Regions from separate parts of the Homo sapiens genome. Here region 2 is linked to region 1. The links are chromatin contacts, found by Hi-C or POLR2A ChIA-PET in ENCODE. All regions are on one chromosome and are shown on one strand. The core of a region is the stretch at or near the end of the contact, and the rest is flanking DNA. Distances in the headings are between cores, read along the strand shown.

The links. Hi-C counts contacts between places; a loop is a spot of excess contacts on that map. ChIA-PET counts read pairs that join two places held with the same protein, here RNA polymerase II (POLR2A). Pooled maps may share reads with other maps.
Region 2: a map of ascending aorta shows a loop between it and region 1 (2.0-fold over the local background). The contact joins two enhancer-like sites. A Hi-C loop is called at or near these places in 4 of 168 maps with a recorded cell type or tissue (ascending aorta, cardiac septum, endothelial cell of hepatic sinusoid and 1 more) and 6 of 50 pooled maps. POLR2A ChIA-PET finds 5 or more read pairs at or near these places in 5 of 52 experiments (AG04449, AG04450, HEK293 and 2 more).

What each region holds. Positions count from the first base shown.
Region 1 is chr2:46,095,176-46,102,318 of GRCh38, reverse strand. All of the region lies in intron 11 of PRKCE (protein kinase C epsilon), which reads right to left. Among named protein-coding and RNA genes, the nearest start is that of EPAS1, 200 kb to the left of the region's middle. Within about 2 kb of position 4,383, at least 20 of the 41 ENCODE cell types and tissues checked have a DNase peak (open chromatin) inside an H3K27ac peak, as active enhancers do; they include ascending aorta, where a contact is called at or near this core.
Region 2 is chr2:46,130,663-46,137,805 of GRCh38, reverse strand. The region is part of intron 11 of PRKCE (protein kinase C epsilon); the gene reads right to left. Among named protein-coding and RNA genes, the nearest start is that of EPAS1, 160 kb to the left of the region's middle. Within about 2 kb of position 3,190, at least 16 of the 41 ENCODE cell types and tissues checked have a DNase peak (open chromatin) inside an H3K27ac peak, as active enhancers do; they include ascending aorta, where a contact is called at or near this core.

The DNA of each region.
Region 1 (7,143 bases), core at 3,134-5,633:
AGGAAATCAAGGCCAGAGATGTAAAGGAACCCAGTGTAGGCCTGTTAACACACTGGAATGCTTTCTCTTATCTTCATAAGAGAGTCTCTGATTACTAGTCCTGAAAACTGTATACTCCAGTGGTGTCCTGGCAAGCACTTAACAATGGCTTTACAATGAGGAAAACCCTTGCTGATTTCCATGGTATAAGTACTACCATCATGGCTGATTTCAAGCTACCAATGGAATGTGACTGAACACAGAATGGGGAAGAGACACGCACAATCACCTTTCCCGCCGGGACCTGTAGCTAGCTCACACCAGCTCACAAGAGCAGATTGTTAAAATTTCAGGAATTTTGTGAGCTGGTTGTTCAACATGGATAGCCTGAAACTGGCCCCAGGGAGAATATTTATACCATAGAAATCAGTTAATGCTACAAATCAGGGTTTTGGGTTTTTTTTTTTTTTTTTTTTTTTTGAAAGCCAGTTTATCAGCATACACCACCAAAACACTAGAGTCCCAACTTATGGTTCTGTCTGTGTTGCTATGAGACCGAGTGTCCTCGGACAAGCCACATCGTCTCTGAGTTTCAGTTTAGTCATCTATAAAACAGCGAATTGGAGGACTAAACTCCCAAGTTTTCTCCCACCTCTGAAATTCTATTAAATACTAGGATCATCTTTCAGTTCCCACATGTTGTTCCAGATAAAACCTGAGGTCATGTCACCGTGCACTTACAGGGCTTTGACAGTCATTCGACAGCCTCTGAGGCTAGGGTCCCTGGCCTCTATTTGTGCTTTGAGTTCCAGGCATATACAAATTCTGTAGAGCCACAGACCCATTTGGTGTTCCCTCTCCCTCCACCAGAGCCTTTGCACATGCTATTCCCACTCCTTGGGCCACTCTTCCATGTCCTCTTTCTCTGGCCAACTCTTACTTAGCCCATTGGATCTCTCCGGGAGTGGTCACTTCCTCCAGAAAGCCTTCCTTGACTTTTTCTAAACTGGCTGAGGTATCCCTGTAATGTGTTTCCCTGGCAACTCCATATTTTTTTCTATCATAACTCTTATTGTTATTGCTTCTTTTATTGTCTGCCATCCCCACCTAAATTCAAGTGCCAAAGGGGCAGAGACTGTCTCTCTGGTTATCAGTTTTTTAAAAAAGAAATAGGCCAGGCATGGTGGCTCACACCTGTAATCCCAGACTTCGGGAGGCCAAGGCGGACAGATCACTCGAGGTCAGGAGTTTGAGACTAGCTGGCAAACATAGTGAAACCCCATTTCTACTAAAAATCCAACAGTGAACCAGGCAAGTTGGCGGGTGCTTGTAATCCCAGCTATTCAGGGAGGCTGAGGAGGGAGAATCGCTTGAACCTGGGAGGCGGAGGTTGCAGTGAGCTGAGATCGTGCTACTACACTCCAGCATGGGTGACAGAGCGAGATCCCATCAAGAAAAGAGAAGAGAAGAGAAGAGAAGAGAAAAAAGAAAAGGAAAGAAGGAAGATTCAGAAAGAAGCTAGAGACAGAATGTGCTCTTCTTCCTTGTCATGGCATCTTAGAGTCCTATACCTGGCACAGCAAAAATGACTTACTCGTTGTCTGTTGAGTGAATAAATGAATGTCTGCTTAAATTATACTGCTCTTCAAACAACAGATATTTTTCTTAGTTGCTTCCCCAGACAAAAGTACAAATCTAGAAAGAAACCCCCTTCTGATGAATGCTTTTGCATGAGCAGATTTCCAACACGGGAGGGGACTTCATGAGAGATGCCCCACTTCCGAGAGGGTGTTGTCTCAGGGGTGGCATTCTCAATCCTGACAGGACTAGGACTTCTGAGCAAGCATCCCTGCTCCTCGGCCAGCAGTTCTTGCTTACATGGTTGGTTACAGCCCCTTGCGGGAGCTCTGCTTGCCACAGGAGCAAATACAACTTGGCAACATCAGATCCCCCAAAAGCTATTTGTTTTGGTTAAGAGGGAGGACTTTGGGTAAATTAGAGAGGGAGGAAAACCCACAGACGGTGATTTGACATACCGAGAGCAGAGCACAGGACCACCAGCCAATGAAGTCTCACCTTCCGAGGAATGACAGGAATTGTGGGCCTGGATCTCTGAATGTTCCTCAGGGGCACTCTTGTTACTTGGGATCAGTTACCTTCTGGAGCCTCACTGAGGTAATTTTGAGACAGATTTTCAGAAATTCATTTTCAGATGCTCTTCAAGGCATTCCCAGACCAAACAATCTTAGGATCACAGAGCTAGATCATCCAGTCTGGCCACCATATTTTGTAGGTAGGAAAACTGAGACCCAGCAAGGAGAAGTCATTTGCCCAAGGACACCCAACTAAGACTGAGCTTTATTAGAGTTCTAGTCCCTAATTCCTAACTCTGTATTCTTTCCACTGCAGCAACTCACCAACCAGACCTTGTGAAGACTAAAAAGACAGGTGAAATAGGGCCATGCACACAGAAAGGAGCCCAGGGGAAGAGCGGTCCAGTGAGAAGTCCATTAGAAAATATATCCTGCAGCCAAATATGCTTAGAAAATCCCCTCACCTCCCTGGAGTTTTCTCGATAAATGTAAATAGGTTAGTCAAGAAATCATGGGCCACTGGGTATAACTATACATTTATCATAACCTATGGAAACTCTGTAGGGTCAGTCAACCAAGAAATAGTTGCAATGCAGTATAAGAAGTGCTAGAATATAAGGTAGCAGATGCAATGTTAACAGGGGGAAGAAATAACTAACTTCGCTGGAAGAAATAACTAACAGCCAGGAAAAATGATCTGAAGCTGAATCTCAAAGGATGAAAAGTTAGCGTAAAAAAAAAAAAAATACCATACCTTATTCCAGGAAAAGGTATGGTATTCCTAAGCAAAGGTACAGGGTGGTGGAAACATGTTGTATTGTGACTATTGATGCTTAAGATCTTGGTAATAAATGCACATTGTGTATGGGTGTGTCAAAGGCCTGTCAATGAGCACCTCTGTTAGGCTCAAGTAGTGACTCAAAGAGGAGTTTGGCTGGAGAAGCTGTTGAGGAGATAGAAAGGGGTCATCTTGTGGGGTAGAAAGAGATCAGTATATAAACCCCAGAGAGGAAGCTTAGGGGCAGGGTCAGCTTATGGGTGGCTTTGAGTAAGTGGCAGAAGAGTGGGGATGTCTTGGGATAATGGAGTCATGGCAGGCTTCTGAGCAAGAAAGCAACCCAGCTCCTTGCTTACCAGAATGAATTGGCCAAGAATGTTGGAAGAAGAGACCCAGAAGCAAGGAGAGAGAAGGTGGCAACAATTAGCAGTATGAATCCTTAGCTTGCTGCTGCATGACCAGAGGGAAGCAAAGCCAATTAAGTGTAGTCTCCACTACCTCAGCTCACTATGGTACCCCCTACCACTCTCCTCCTCACCCCACCTCCAGCCTGAGTCATCTTGAAACAAACATGGCCAACTGGGAGGGACCACAGAGACCAACTTCAAACATTCACACAGGACTCTGCTTACCACGGCAAAGCTGCCACTTGTTTGCTGAAACAATTCTCATTTTTAGTAGCTCAATCTAATGATTCAATAGCCAAAGGCATTGAAGAAACAAAAATCATATGACTAAGCCTTGGAGCATTCAGTACTGGCTGTTGAATATATTGCAGCAATAATTGTTCCAAGGCATCTACTTTCTATAGAACACAGCATAGTCATAAAATAAAATATATTGATGTCAAATTCCCCTATATAGGACAGGTCCCAACACCTCAAATTAGCCCTTGTTTGGAGGCCTCTAACTAGACAAAGTGTTTTCATCAGTTTACTAACTAGCAGGATACATTCATCCCCATTTTTGAGATGGACAAAGTGAATCTTATGAACTGTGCACTCAGCCACTTGCAAAATAACAATGATAATAATAACATTAATTAATGTTTAGTGAGCAATTACTCTGTACTAGAACCAGTTGTTACTGCTTTACTTGTACTAACTCTCATTTGATTCTCACAATATTTCTGTGTGGGTTGGGGGGGGAGTAATAACCCCATTTAACAGATGAAGGAACTGAGGTTTAGGGAAGTTAAGTTCTTTGCCCAACATCACAGATCTAATGAGCGCAGAGGCAGGGTTAGAGACCAGGGGTTCCAGAGTTGTGCCCTTAACCACTATAATGGGTTCTCAGTTCTATATGAGCTACCATGAAAGACACAAAAATAAGAGATGACGGGGTCCCTCATAATTTTTGCTCTGAACACACATTACTAGCTGAAACACTCAAATTTAATCAGGAATTTCCCTTTGGTTCCAAACTTCCTGTTTGCTCTAAACCTCTGATGTCAAAGGCAGTCAGAATTCTACTTCTAAGCTGGTCAGCAATAACGCGGCTTCCTCCAAGGAATGTAAACTTGGCTTTCATCCCAGCCAGCTCAGGCTCTCCTCTCTCCTCCTCCCTTCCCCTTTGTTAGGTCACAATGCTTTCACCCCCCAACTGTCATTGGCAGGTAACACTGCATGGAATCAGTTTGGGATAAAGATAGTCTCAGCCTCAAGTAGATTTGGACCCATATAAAAGTGATGACTCCTGAAAAACTCATGCTGGTATTTGGCATTCCTTTAGTAGGGGACAAGCTCTTCATCTATATGACATGGGAGAGGGACAGAATGACTTTTATAACTAAAGTGCACATTTCCAAAGGCAGCTTCTTTGCTGAAGCAGGTCACATAGGGACCAGGGCTTGGGCCGGGTTCTCATGAAGGTGGCTGGGTGCAAAGGGAGCCCAACAGGGAAGTCAAGACACCAAAGTCAGACTTCACAGCTTTTTTTTTTTTTTTTTTGAGACGGAGTCTCGCTCTGTCTCCCAGGCTGGAATGCAGTGGTGTGATCTCGGCTCACTGCAAGCTCCGCCTCCCAGGTTCACGCCATTCTCCTGCCTCAGCCTCCCGAGTAGCTGGGACTACAGACGCCCGCCACCACGCCCGGCTAATTTTTTTTGTATATTTAGTAGAGACGGGGTTTCCCCGCGTTAGCCAGGATGGTCTCGATCTCCTGACCTTGTGATCCACCCACCTCGGCCTCCCAAAGTGTTGGGATTACCAGTGTGAGCCACTGCACCCTGCCGACTTTGCAGCTTTATAATGCAAGCAGATCTGTCAGCCCTTCCAGCCCATTGGTTACCGTCATGCACGTTTATCAGTGTCAATATATCCTGTCCCTGGGTCCCAAAGTGACCACAAGAATAAAATATCACCTGGTTGTGAGATCTGGGCCCTTAGCCTGTAAAAGAGACACAGACTCACATATCCACCAACCTGCTCCTCCCAGACTGCAGTGTTACTGCACTGCCACCATCGTGGGGGTACCTGTAACTCCTCAGGCACTGGCCGAGCCCCTAAACAACCCCAGAGACATTTTTATGCCCAGTAGCTTATTTAACTATTACAATTTATGCCAAGTCCGCAGGCCTTGCCCTCTTATTTTAATATACATTAGTGGAGCCATTTTACAGATGAGGAAACTGTGGCTCAGAGAGATGAGGTCATTTGCCCAGCATTACACAGTTAGTAAGTGGCAATACTAGGACTTGAACTGAGGTTCTCAGTATTAGTTTGCTAGAACTGCCATAACAAAAAACTACAGATTGAGCGACTTAACAGGAATTTATTTTCTTGCAGTTGTGAAGGCTAGAAGTGTAAGACCAAGGTGCTGGCAGGGTTGGTTTCTTTTGAGTCTCTCTCCTTGGCTTGCAGAAGGCTGTATTCTCCCAGTTTCTTCACAAGGTCTTCCCTTGTGCTTGTCTGTGTCCTAACCTCCTCTTCTTATAAGGACATCAGTCATATTGGATTAGGTCACCCAATGACCTCATTTTGCTTTCATTACCTCTTTAAAGGCCCTATCTCCAAATGCCATCACATTCTGTGGTACTGGGGATTGGAGCTTCAACATAAGAATCTGGGGGTTGGGGGCATGATTCAGTCCATTCACTTTCTGACTCCAGAACTGTGTTCTCCGTTTAGCCAACCAATAATAATGGAGCTTACTAGGTGTCAAAGATTGCACTCAGCACTTCTGCAAATGTTTTCTCATGTAATTTTCAAAGCAGTCCAGAGAGGTTTGCATTATAATTCCCATGGAACACTGAGAAAACTGCATTTCAAACAGTTTAATTATTCTACCCAGGAAAACACAACAAAGATGAGGCAGACCCAGGATTCAGCCTCATTCTTCTGACCTCAAACTCTGTGCTGTCTCCAACATACAATGTTGCTTCCCATGTAAAACTGTGACTGGCAACAGAGAGGACAGGGTGACCTGACACAGTGCCAGTGATGGTGGTAGGATGTGGCAACATCTCCTTTTTGGAAAGGTTGTAAATCCAGTGGACAGTAAGAGCTTCTACTGTATAAGGTTGGTGTGATGACTCAATAAGTAACATGTGCAAAGTGTTTAGAATAGTGTCTGGCTACACAAAGGCTAAATAAGTGTTTTGCTATTATTGTTGTTGCTGCTGTTATTACGATTCTTGTTCATTTCTGGATAAAGACTGTAGATATTGAATATTCACCACTATTTTACTTTCCTTCTCAAAATTACACACAAAGATGGAGAGAGTAAGAAAAGAATGCAACACAATGTTGGAATCTTGAAAGTAAACGGATGAGTGGTAACTGAATTAGTAGATCCAAGAAAACTGAATCCTGAACCAGCAATGGGGAAGGTCAAGAGCAATGAAATTTTTGCTGCAGAATTTCCATCTTCCTATCCCCAAAGCTCAGGAAATATGCAGTAACAGTTACTCTGGAGATGAGGGTGATGTGGAGCGAGAGAAAAGAGAGATTTGGTTGAAAACTAGTTATAAATCCAGATTCTCTTTTCTTCTTGGCACGGCCCCTTCCCTGTCCCTAGAGGTTTATTCTCTGGAGAAGTGAAACAGGATCTCTAGACTAAGCATGGAGTGGGGGTAGATGGGCATGAGGGTATAGTACTGAACACAGGAGAATTAAATAAACATGTGTATTCTGGAAGCCGGGTCCTCTAATCTGGCTTCACTTGGTTCCTGCGATGCTGGCCACCAGGCCGTCTCCCTTTAGGCAGGACTCTGGGAGTAATCGAAGCACTCCAAGAGGAAAGGCCTAGAAATAGTGATAGTCTGAGGTTCCCCAACTAAGTGGGCCACCCAGA
Region 2 (7,143 bases), core at 1,941-4,440, 37 kb before region 1:
CAAATTCTACTTCTAACTTGACAAGAAACTGACTTTTTTTTTTTTTTTGAGACAGGGTCTCACTCTGTTGTCCAGACTAGAGTGCAGTGGCACTATCTCGGTGCACCCTCTGCCTCCCAGGATCAAGCGATTCTCCTGCCTCAGCCTCCTGAGTTGCTGGGATTACAGGCATGCACCACTACTGTCCAGATCTTTTTTTTTTTTTTTTTGTAATTTTAGTAGAGACAGGGTTTCACCATGTTGGTCAGGCTGGTCTCGAACTCCTGACCTCAAATGATCCACCCGCCTTGGCCTCCCGAAGTGCTAGGATTACAGGCATGAGCCACCGTGCCCAGCAAACAAACTGACTGTTCATGTCTCTAGCAATGTGTCTAGAATAATTTGAAACACATATTTTGGCTTCTAAGAATTGCCTCCCAGGTTTGGCTATGCATGTATCTAATTCTGTGTATAGTAATTTATGTATAAGAAGTTGTTTGTGCCTACATGTGATCTGAGATGTTGGGTGGGTCCCCATATTTTCTCTTCCCGATGTCAGACAAGAAGTGAGGCAGTTCTGAATCTATATCCCAACTCTGCCACTTACCAGCTGGATAAGGTTGGGCTGGTCCAACATATCTTTAAGACTCAGTTTTCTTATCTGTTAACTGGGGATAGGATTGCCAGGATGGAATGATGTAACCTCTGCGAAAGTGCTAGCACAGTGCCTGATCCATGATATCCCAGAAATTCTGCCTCCTCCAGGGGTCTCTAACACTCATTTCTTAAAATACACATTCCCTGCCAGTGCAAGTCACTAAATCCCTAAAACTCCTTTTATTTTTGAAAAATACTTAAGGTCTTTTATGTGTATAAAGCACTGAGATAGATGCTGTGGGATGAAACATATGAAGTATATGCAACTGTAACTTAGGGGAAAGGGACAAATGATGTGGAACAGAGATGAGACTGACTGAGACTTTTAGCATAGCCCGGTGAGAAAGTCAAGATTCCTTTCCCCGGGACTGGGGAGTGACACTGTGCACGGAAACACAAAGTTCCCAGGGAAGAAAGCAAAGACAGTGGGGCTCACAGGTAGGGGTGAGGCTGTGCAGATGTTGATCAACAGGATTCATGCGACAGCTTCCAGACCCTTCAACTTCTCAGGACTGGCTGCCACTGTGTGCTATCACAGACAGTATTCCTTTCCTTCCCACAACAGCCCTGGGCAGCGGGTATCATCATAGGTTTGCAGATAAAGAACTTAAGGTGGGGTGGGGGTGAGTAAACAAGGCTAGGGAGGTGACTGGGACCTGAACTGTAGATGTTTGGTGGAATCCTGTTTTCTTTACCCTGCACCTCAGCTATCTCATCTGAATTTATCATTTCCCATTTGGAAAATTGTATTTTTCTATATTGATGGTAGATTCCCTAAGAATAACAGCCAGAAAACTCTCCTTCTGTAAACCATACAGCATCTAGCAAAGCGTTAGCACGCGTGAGGCCCTTAACATATCAGAAAGAATAGGAAACAATTCTTTTATGCTTGACTTGAAAATTCACCACAGAAGAGCCCTGTAATGCTCCTTTATTCTTCGCTCGTTTTCCAATGCCCTCACTTCCCTGGCATGCAAATTCCACAAAGCTCAGGCCTGAGTGCTGCAGAAATAACAGCAAATTCCTCCAGTTACTTGAAGATAAGAGATTAGAAAAATTACTTCATGTCCTAGAGCAGGCCCTCGAGGGAGATTATGAAGAAATCCTGCTTGTTTTGGGACAAATAGTGGAGACTTGAGAATGACTGTGGTCAATCAGATGGGAATATTGGTTCTTCTGGCAGATGGTACCAGCACCTTCATAAATTTAACAATACACTTGAGAGAAAGACGTTTTTTCCAGATCAACATTGTGGCAAATGTTGATGACTGGCAGGCACCCTCTTCCTGACATTCTCTACATAGGCACCTCCCATCACTCTCAGGAAGCAAGTCCCTCAAAGACCACCAGAGGCCAAACACAAAGACAAGCAAAGTGTGTCTACTTCCCCTACATTAAAAAAAAAAAAAAAAAAAAAAAAAAAGCATAATTTGTTTCTGAACCCAAGGTAAATTTTTTTCAAGTTCTCCATTGCAGTGCTGATAACCGAGAGTCAAAGATAATATTTCATTCTGGGCCAATCTCCAGGGAAAATCTCTCCAAGTCTTTGCATAGGAAAATTCAATCATTTAGGAGCAACACAATTAACTACTTTTCTTCTTCCAAATGCTTTTGTATCCCAAGCTCAGTGTTAAATCTTTTCTATCTCTTACTTCATTTAATCCCACAAGTGCTCTGTGAATCTGGTAAGACTGTTATTATCCCTACCTGCTAGATGAGGAAAAAGAGTTTGAGGGGTTACTTGACTGGCCCAGGACACACAGGTGGTGAGTGAGCAACAGAGTCCACCCTGCCTGACCCCACTTCCATGCTCTGAATCACTTCACTGTGTTGTTTGAGGAGAAAAAAATATACATCGTGTCCACACGCCCGCCCTTTCATGGGATAGAGAACACAGTTGTAGTTGTTGGGGTGGTGGTTGTTTCTAACTCATGGAAACATGCTTATAAGATGTAACAGATAAGCCAGACAATGCTATTTTGATCAAATAGATGTCCTCTCAACTGGAGAGAGAAGACTTTTAGACACTACACTGACAGCTGGAAGCCTGAGGTGTCAAACAACATCTCGGTTTGAAGCCAAAATAAATAGCCTGGTACCTGGTTGATCCCGCCAATAGAAAAAATAATAATAAACAGCCTGTGGCTGTACCTGGGCATTAAGCCTTGGAATCACTACAGAATTGCTTATCTGATTGCATGATCATCCAATTACTTTTTTTAACCCACAATAATGAAAGTACATTCTTATCCTTAATATTCATGGATAAAATCCTGATCCCTGCTGAGGGGAAGCAGGCATTGCCTTGTGTTTCCAGCATGTGGGTGAGCTAGCCTGACGATCCGTCGTGACACTTACACCTAGTTCCCCTATCTCTCTCCAGGCCAATCAACTTGGTCATCAAAACAGCTGTTTGGGCAAAGCCCAGGACAGAGTGACCACAAGCAAGTCACTTTTCTGAGCATTACTGTCCTCAAATATGAGATAAGACGGCTGGATGAGTTAATCCCCAAGGGCCTTTCCAGTCTAAGATCCAGGAAGCGAAGGCAGCTGGAGCCCGTGAAAGAACTTGCTTGAACTTGCAGTCCTGGCTGTTGCACACCAAATGTTTTCCCTTTCCACTTTGGAGCAAACCTTTGCCAGCAGGCATTTTTACACGAAATGTAAATCAGATGATGCTCCCCTGCTGCTTGCATTCTTCAATGGCACCCCAGAAGCAGGGTTGTTAGCATGGTGTGAGAGGCCCTTTGTGGTCCCCCATGGCCTTCTAGCCTCATCCATCCAGTTTGGATCAGGAGAGTGTATGATGATGGAAAAGGCTAGAAGGCCAGAGGAACCTTCAGATGGTCCCTGTCTCCTGTTCCACTATGAGTGTCTATCCTCCACAAGGGACCATTCCATGAGGGCAGGGTCTCCAAGTTCCCACAGTGTCTGATGCATCCCAGTGTCTCAATACCTACTGGTCAAATGGATGAAGGAATAAGAGCAGAAAAGTGAATTCACAGATCGTGGCCCCAAGCAGCCAGATGATGTGAACACACATTTCCAGATAATGTATGGAATGAGTAAAACATTTTTATTGAAAATTATTAAAACTAAGGCCAAAACCATCAGAGGCAGCTGAATCCAACATTCTCTTGCACTCTCCAACCCATTCTCCCTATTATACTCAGGAAGAGAACCAAGCAACACCCTCTTGTTGTGAGGTCTCTGCCTTTATCCCAAAGATGCCTCTCTTGGCCACTTTACCTGAAGCAGCCCCTCACTACCACCCCCAACCCTTCCTTTAATGTCAGTCACAGCACTTTGGTCAGCTCCTCTACAACAATGACAACTTGTCATTATTTTGCTTATTGCCTTGAGCATTATTGGTTTCCTCACATGAACTCCAGGAGAACAGACATGGTGCCTTCGTGTTCACAGATTGGTCCTCAGGGCCCTGCAAAGTACCCAGTATTCAATGTTCACTGAATGTCAGAACGAAATGATGATTGGTCCTCAGGGCCCTGCAAAGTACCCAGTATTCAATGTTCACTGAATGTCAGAACGAAATGATGGGCAGGGTCTCTATGAAGTCCATTTTAGCGTCCATCAAATTGGCAGCATGATTACAATCACTGATATATTCATTGACTACTTGCCCCTACTATGTAATAATTCTATAATAGTTATTGAGTTTCTACTTAGAGTCTGTTTCAGGATAGGGAGAGGGAAGAAAGACACAATCCCTGTTTTCAAGGAGAGGTCTAGGGTCTAGAAGGAGAGATGGACATGAGGCCAGAGTACTAGGATGGCAAGTTCTAAAACCAGAGGGAGAAACAGGACATCATCACTGCCTTAGAAGGCAAGGATTGCTGGTTTCACCTCTTTTGGGCCCAGTGATTTGTAGCTCCAAGTCCAGCCAGCACTCTGTCATCACAGAAAGGGCCACTCCAGCTAAAGGACCAAGAGTAACCTTTCTGGGGGCGTTCTTGGAGCCTGGCGGAAGTGGACCGTAGAACCCAATACCGGGTCCAGAATTCCCGGACAGGAAGGCCAGAAAACCGCACTTCAAGCTCCTTTGTCAGGACCAGAAGCTGCCAAAACTAGTAGGCGTATGTCTTCCATGTCCAGCCACATAAGGAGCCACGTGCTAGGAGATTGGTTAGCCCCTTTTAGGTCACCCCAGCCCAGATAAAGAGCTGAGGAAACACAAATGTAACTCCACACAATTTGACGGGGATGTAGGGAAGGCACGTCTTCCTGCAAAGTGGGGGTCACCCAAGTTACTTGGAGGATATCAGAGGCCTCATTCAAGGTTAGGAGGCTGAAAATGGACTGACCTCTGAAGGGACAGAAAACAGATTTTATTATTCTTAAAAAAGAAGTCTTACATTTGTATTTGTTTAATTTGGCCATGGAAGGTATTTGCTTTAAGACCATGCGGTGCTTTCCAACGGCTAAGAAATGTGTTTGTGCGCGCACGTGTGCATATATGCATATATGCCAATAAGAAGGGGTACAGGGCTGTGCTTATGCCCTGTTATGGGCCTAGACCTGTGGTTTGATGGACAACGAGGCTGCACAGGCTCAGGCGAATGAGGCCGGTTAAGAAGAGTCCTCCTCTTCATCAGGGAGGACATAATCTGGTAGAGTTTACAAAATCAAAGGTGATTAGAGATAAAGACAGCCTCCATTTCTCCATGTGATGGACATCTACTGAGCACTTATGACATACCAGGAAGGCCCAGGCTTTGGAGGGAGGCAGGAGGATAGCAGCAGTTCAGCTCGTGCATGCTGAACATTATTGGTCCCTTGGAAGCACCTCACTGGACATGCTGACTAGGTGTGATATGTGAAGGTTTGGGCTGGAGGAAAAGAATGAATGTGGGTGAGATTTTTTGAGAAAAGGATCACATACAGTGTGACAAGAGAAGAAGGCTGGAAATGATCTGTAAGCAAGCACAACGCTTGATGGTTGGGACTTGAGACAGAGCAACCACCGAGGACTTTGGTGTTTGGGAAACCCAAAAAGAGAATCTCAAACAAAGAGCGTGGTCAGTCAGTGAAGGGCTCTGAACTTGGGTGGTTCAGAGGTCTTTTTATCCAGCTGAGGCCCAGGCAGATAAAGTCACGTGCCCTTACTTATATTTGTTTATTTTTTCTTTTTATGCTTTGAGACTCTGATTTAGAAATAATAAATAATAATAATAAAAATAATAATTGGTTGTATCTTTTGAGAAAAGACTTTCCAGACTAATAGAGGCATTGTGTATCAGGGTCTGCCCAGTGAATAGCTTTAGTAAAGAAAGTAACTGTAAACCTCAAACCTGCCAATGGGAAAGAAGGAGAGTTCCAGAATTCCACTTGGGGAAAAAAAGAAAGCAAGCAATAACTCTTGGAGTGACACTGGGAGACATGCCCTTTTTCAAGGCAGTAGAGTCTGCATGTGGGAAGAACCCTATTCAGAGAAAACCCACCAGAGTTCCATGTTCTCCACATGCCTTCCAGTCTTCCAACCAAGAAGGATCCAGCAGCTTCTCCTTTGCCAATCCTAGGCTGTCCCTGAGGAGCAGGTTAGTTGGGGCAATGGTGACCCAGCCCAAATCAGCTCAGTGTTCCTGGGCCCTCTCTTTCCTCCCCACTCCACCAGGCCCATCAGAAGGGGTGCCCATACTCTGGACATTTCTTTACTTCCTCCTTTTTAAAAATCACCCTTCCCTAAACTGTGATCCCTTCTGAACTACTTGCAAATCTGCTCAGTGTCATTGAGCTAAGGTGGACCCTTATGGCTTGATATGTAACTTCCCCCAGGGAACTTGCAGAGATGTATCAGAAGATCCAGGAGAGTCAGCAGAGGTGATAAGGCATGGGGCACAGCTTCAAGACCACTTCTCAAATCCTGGCAGGAAGAGTCTAGAGTTCCCTCTCCAGGGCCCTCCTGAAGGCCACAGCCTCACCCCTGCCTCTGACTCCATCCCCAGCCAACTGCTTCCTTTTACCTTCTTTAACCCAAAGACTCTACTTGGAGCAAGATTTGGATTTTCCTGAGGCCATTCAGCTAAAATTCAGAGTGCTGTTCAATCCCTGACTTTGCTGGTGGTCACCAGCCGGATTTATCCTCACACTAGAGCAGGTTGTTTGGCCATAGATGTGGATGAAATATTAGTAAGTTACATTCAAGGAAGACAGGTGCTCAAAAAGGATAACCTATCTCTGCTTTGGGAAAAAGTGACCCCCAGTTTTTAAGCAAAAGTCTCTCAATTATGATTCAGGTCATGGAAGTATCCTGATGGCACAAGGGTGCGCACACGAAGTACAGCAGACCCACATTTGGCATTTGCAGTTTTACTCTTCTCAAGCTACTCTAAGGGTCCAAAACAAGCAGCACTTTCTACCTGTGTACAGGACATATCTTAATGTGTTTTCTAATGAAGCTACGTGTGGGTAGGTTAGCTGGCCAGCAAATGAGCCAGACCAAGTGGAAACAGAGCAATGAGGTCTGCGGAAGGAATATTTCTCAGCCAG